Regions from separate parts of the Homo sapiens genome. Here region 2 is linked to region 1. Evidence: read pairs that join two places in POLR2A ChIA-PET (ENCODE). Cell type or tissue: PC-9. All regions are shown on one strand. Region 1 has its middle 27 kb from the start of LINC00111. Region 2 overlaps LOC107985502 (a long non-coding RNA gene).

Region 1 (2,500 bases):
CCCAGCCTGGTTCCATCTTCACTTCCAGAGAGGTGGTGTCTGCTGGCTCTGTTCCACGCATCTGTGCCTCCTCCAAGGGCCAGAAGGTCACACAGGGAGCCTGGGAGAGAGGTTGTTTGTAGGGCAACACCTTTCTTTGGTTTGGTTGTTTAGTTAAACAACACACATCACCATGGTGCGGGCAAAACACAAACACGCTATTCCTCTATTCTATTCTCGTCCATTCCCAAGGCCTACAGCCGCCCACGAGCAGCCACCAAGGCACGCACCCCCAGGCTCCCGAGCTCAGAAGGGCCTGTGCGTCCGTCAAATCTCTGCTGCGGACGTCTTGAAATCCTTAATACTTTCTGAACGAGGAGCTCCGCGTTTTCATTTCGCACTGGGCCCTGCAGAGTCTGTCCTGCCTGCCCACTCCTTCAGCCAAGGTTCCGGCACATCGCAGACTTTGTCTGGGGCTCTGCAGGGCTGAGGCTCATCAACAGGAGAGAACTTTGGAGCAGCAGAAGGAGATAGTAGAGGAACAGCCAAGCAGGTGGAGGATTAGGTCTGGGACACGGAGAGGGTGTCCCCTCTTCATCCCCAGGTTCTTCCTTCCAAATTGCAGGAAGGGACGGGTTGCACATACTTGCTGCATGCACTGCGTTGCAAAAGGCCGAGGAGAATGAGGGGGAAACTGCTCCCTGGGATTCTGAACCCCGCCCCCCCTCCCAGTGGATGGCCAGCTGTATTTCTGAAATGCAACCAGGGGTGAAAAGAGATTGTTCCATGTTTGTCCTCAAATACTTCACAGCAATGTCACATTAATTTTTTTTCCCTTCCTGAGTTCCGTCTGGTTTGCAGCCAAGGAAAGGAGGCAGAGAGGGCGTGGGCAGCCCACGGGTCCAGCGAAGCATCGCTGTGTCCGAGAGGCCCTGCCAGCTCGGGGCTCTGGGAAAGAGTATGGACATGCCCTCCCCATGGGCACCATCCCTTCCTCTGCCAGGGAGAACTTCCTCCTGGCTGCTGCTCCTGGCAATGGCTTATTTCCTCAACACAGTCATTAAAAATCACTCTTAGTAGTTCAAATTTAGAAACAGGAACTGGCATATATCTTATTAATTTCTAAAATAGTAAGTACAAAACCAAAGAGAAACGGAATTTTTACAACACTTTCTCCTTATTTCCTAACAAGCCCAAATGCAAAACACAAATTTATGAATGGCAAAGGCTTCAAATCAAACCTGATGATCTTTGACCTAGGGCACTGCCCATAATTTGCAGATGAAACAAGAGAGGACAGATCGGAGAGGTGGAGTAACTTACCAAAGATCACACAGCCAGGGTGAGGATCCAGTTCTTCTAGATCTTGGGCCAGGAGAAAAGGAGAGGGAGCCTGACTCAAGCTACAGTCATTGAGGTCAGAGAACCAAGGGTCACACCAGACATCACGAAGATCCAACTAGTGGCCGGAGAGAGTCACTGGGGGTGATAACCAGGCCTGTCTCCCAGCCAGCGAGGGAGTCAGGGCCTCCCAACAGAGCTAAGCGGTGCCAAGGGACCAGGTCGAGGACAAAAGGTTTATTTGATGTGAGGCATTAGCACCTACTAGCACCTTACTGTAGGGAGTTTTGTTGCATTTTTTAATTCAAAATATTTTAAAAATAATTTTATTGAGCCGTAATTCATATGCCATAGAATTCACCCAGGTAAACCGTACGATCCAATGGTGTTTAGTATAGTCACAAAGTTACACAATCATTGCCACAGTCAATTTTATCTTTATTATTATTATTAGTTTTTCTTTCCAACTTTTGTTTTCGGTTCAGGGGGTACCTGTGCAGACTCGTTCCCTGAGTAAATTGTGCATCGTGGGAGTTTGGTGTACAGATTATTTCATCACCCAGGAACCAGCATGAGACGCAGTAGGTAGCGTTTTGATCCTCACCCTCCTTCCACCGTCCACCCTCAAGTAGACTCCAGCACCTACTGTTCCTTTCTTTGTGTCCATATGTGCACAGGGTTTAGTTCTCACTTCTAAGTAAGAACATGTGGTATTTGGTTTTCTGTTCCTGCATTAATTCACTTAGGATCATGGCCTCCAGCTCCATCCATGTTGCTGCAAAGGGCATGATCGCGTTCTGTTTATGGCTGCACAGTATTCCATGGCATATATGGACCACATTTTCTTCATGCAGTCCACTGTTGATGGGCATCTAGCTTGATTCCCTGCCTTTGTTACTGAGAATAGTGCTGGGATGAACATACAAGTGCATGTGTCTTTATGATAGAAGGATTTATATTTCTAAAGGATTTATATTTCTTTTCTTTTCTTTTTTCTTTTTTTTTTTTTTGAGATGGAGTTTCGCTCATGTTGCCCAGGCTGGAGTGCAATGGCATGATCTCAGCTCACTGCAACCTCCACCTCCCAGGTTCAAGTGATTATCCTGCCTCAGCCTCCTGGGTAGCTGGGATTACAGGCGTCCGCCATCAAGCCCAGCTAATTTTTTGTATTTTTAGTAGA
Region 2 (2,500 bases), 400 kb after region 1:
GGGAGTGAGAGGAGATGATGTGATCGCCCTTGGCCCTACTCTTATATCCGGAGCCAGCGGTGGGACTTAGACCGCAGCATCCTGACCTGACTTCCAGGCTCTGCTTCCAGCGGGAGAGCTTCTCCAGCAGGCTGAAGACACATGCAAAATTAAGATACACTTTCAGGCTGGCTTTTATGATAAAAACCCCAACTTAAAATTTTTTTCCATAAGTTACTGGGGGGCAGGTGGTATTTGGTTACAAGAGTAAGTTCTTTAGTGGTGCTTTGTAAGACTTCGGAGCATCCATCACCCATGCAGTATATACTGCACCATATTTGTAGTATTTTATCCCTCGCCCCCCTCCAACTCTTCCCCCTAAGTCCCCAAAGGCCATTGTATCATTCTTATGCCTTTGCGTCCTCATAGCTTAGCTCCCACGTATCAGTGAGAACATATGATCTTCGGTTTTCCATTCCTGAGTTACATTACATAGAATAATAGTCTCCAATCTCATCCAGGTCACTGCAAATGCTGTTAATTCATTTCTTTTTATGGCTGCATAGTATTCCATCATTGTATTATGAAAATTTTCAAACACACAGAAAAGTGGAAACAATTGTAAAGTAGACACTCTAGGTTCTACAGTTAATATTTGCGGTACTTTATCACACATCTACCCACCCGTTTATCTCTCATCCATCAACCCTTGGCATCTTGTGTTTAATGCATTTCAAAGTAACTTGCGGACCTCCATTTGTTTCCCTAAATATTTCACCTGGCGTATCATTAATTAGAGCTTCATATTTGTTTACAGTCCTTTTTTGAGGTAAGATTTAGATACAGTGTTATGTGCAAATGCTAAGTGTACATTCATTGAGTTCCAACAAGTGCATAAACTTCTTTCAAGGCTTAGAACATCCCCAGAACCCTAGAAGTTTCTCTAATGCCCTTTCCAAGCAATACCCCCTTCAATCTTCAGAAGCAAGCACTGCTCTTATTTTTTCTTCACCACAGATTTGTTTTGCCTGTTCTAGAACTTTATAGAAATGAAGTCATGTCGTATGTAGTCAGTTCTGTCTGGCTCCTTCCGTTCAGTGTGTTTTGTGCTATATTCATGTCATTTGTGACGTGCTGAGGATTCATTTCTTTTTGTTAGTGAGTAGTATTCCATTTTAAGAAGATATAATTTGTTTTTACATTCTCCTCTTAATGGGCTGTTTCTGGGTTTTGGCTATGATTCATAAAACTGGTGTGAACAAATATTTTTGTGGACATAAATTTTCCTTTATCTTGAGTAAATATCGGATTGAAATGGTTGGGTCTGGGGTAGGTGTATTTTCGGTTTTATAAGAGACTTCCAGGCCCTTTTCCAGATGGTTGCACCACTTTACATCCACCAGCAATGCTTGTGCGTTCCAGTTGCTCCACAGCAGCACCACTAAAGTCTTTTTAAAATGTTAGCGATTCCCGAGTGCAGCATGTATAACCTTCCAAAAAATTCAACATCATCTTCCGCTGTGTTTCCATCCATCTGAAGCCTGTTAGAATTTATCCAAATCCAAATCAGTAAACCCAGAGTCAGTTCTCCAAAAATTGTGTGGAAAATCTAAAATTTATCTTTACTACTGCTGGCTGCCCCCTCTTGGCACTTCTGTGCTCTTAGGCACCAGGAATTTGGTAACCTGGTTTCTCATCTCTTCCATTGTTTTGTTTTGTTGGAGAGAGAGTCTCACTCTGTCACCCAGGCTGGAGTGCAGTGGTGCCATCATAGCTCACTGCAGCCTCAACCTCCTGGGCTCAGGTGATCCGTCCACCTCAGCTTCTCAAGTAGCTGGGACTTCAGGTGCACGCCACCGCACTCAACTAATTAATTTTTTTTTTTTTTTTGTATTTTTTTCTACAGATGAGGTTTCATCATGTTCCCCAGGCTGGTCTCATACTCCTGAGTTCAAGCAATCCACCTGCCTTGGCCACCCAAAGTGCTGGGATTACAGGTGTGAGCTACTGCGTCTAGCCCTCTTCCATCGTTTTCAAGGAGGGATCAGGGGTCAGCTGTTCGCAACTTGGTACGAATGAGTTTGTCATTGGATCACCTCCCTTGGGAGGAAGTCTTGCCCTGGGGATGTAGGAACAAGAACTAACATGCTCAGTGCCTCCTAACAGCCCCACTTTACCTAGTGTGTCAATTCCCCACAGACAAGTAAACTGAGGCCCAGGAAGCATCGTTGCCTGAGGTTGCCGAGTTGATAAGCAAAGGTCTCAGTCCCTGTGGACTCAGAGCCTGGGCTTCTCCCCTGGGACCCTGCAGCTCCACCGGCAGTTATTCCAATTCTTCCTCAGGTGTTGGAGGCTTGTATGGAAACTCCTTGCTTCTGTCTCTCGCTCAGCCCTTAGAAAACCTCCAAGAGATGGCCACTCCTGCCTGTGGTGCAGAGAACGCCCAGGCAGAAGACCCTTGGAGGCTCAGACAGAGAACTCACTGCACTTTCAGTCATCCTGGGCTGGCTCCCCGGCCCCT

The links. Peaks named below come from ENCODE experiments on the same cell type or tissue, not always from the same donor. Only the 100,000 strongest peaks of a DNase experiment are listed, where the experiment ranks them.
Region 2: POLR2A ChIA-PET joins it to region 1 with 11 read pairs; 3 of 35 experiments call an interaction of 5 or more read pairs at or near these places.

The regions. Positions count from the first base shown.
Region 1 is chr21:41,650,637-41,653,136 of GRCh38, forward strand. No RefSeq gene overlaps it. Among named protein-coding and RNA genes, the nearest start is that of LINC00111, 27 kb to the right of the region's middle. In PC-9, no CTCF peak of the experiment used is centred here; a DNase peak (open chromatin) is centred at 1,375; H3K27ac peaks cover 443 bases.
Region 2 is chr21:42,052,014-42,054,513 of GRCh38, forward strand. It overlaps LOC107985502 (a long non-coding RNA gene), which reads left to right. Exons shown (of 2, transcript XR_001755063.3): 2 at 1,886-2,500. Among named protein-coding and RNA genes, the nearest start is that of UMODL1, 18 kb to the right of the region's middle. In PC-9, no CTCF peak of the experiment used is centred here; no DNase peak of the experiment used is centred here; H3K27me3 peaks cover 536 bases.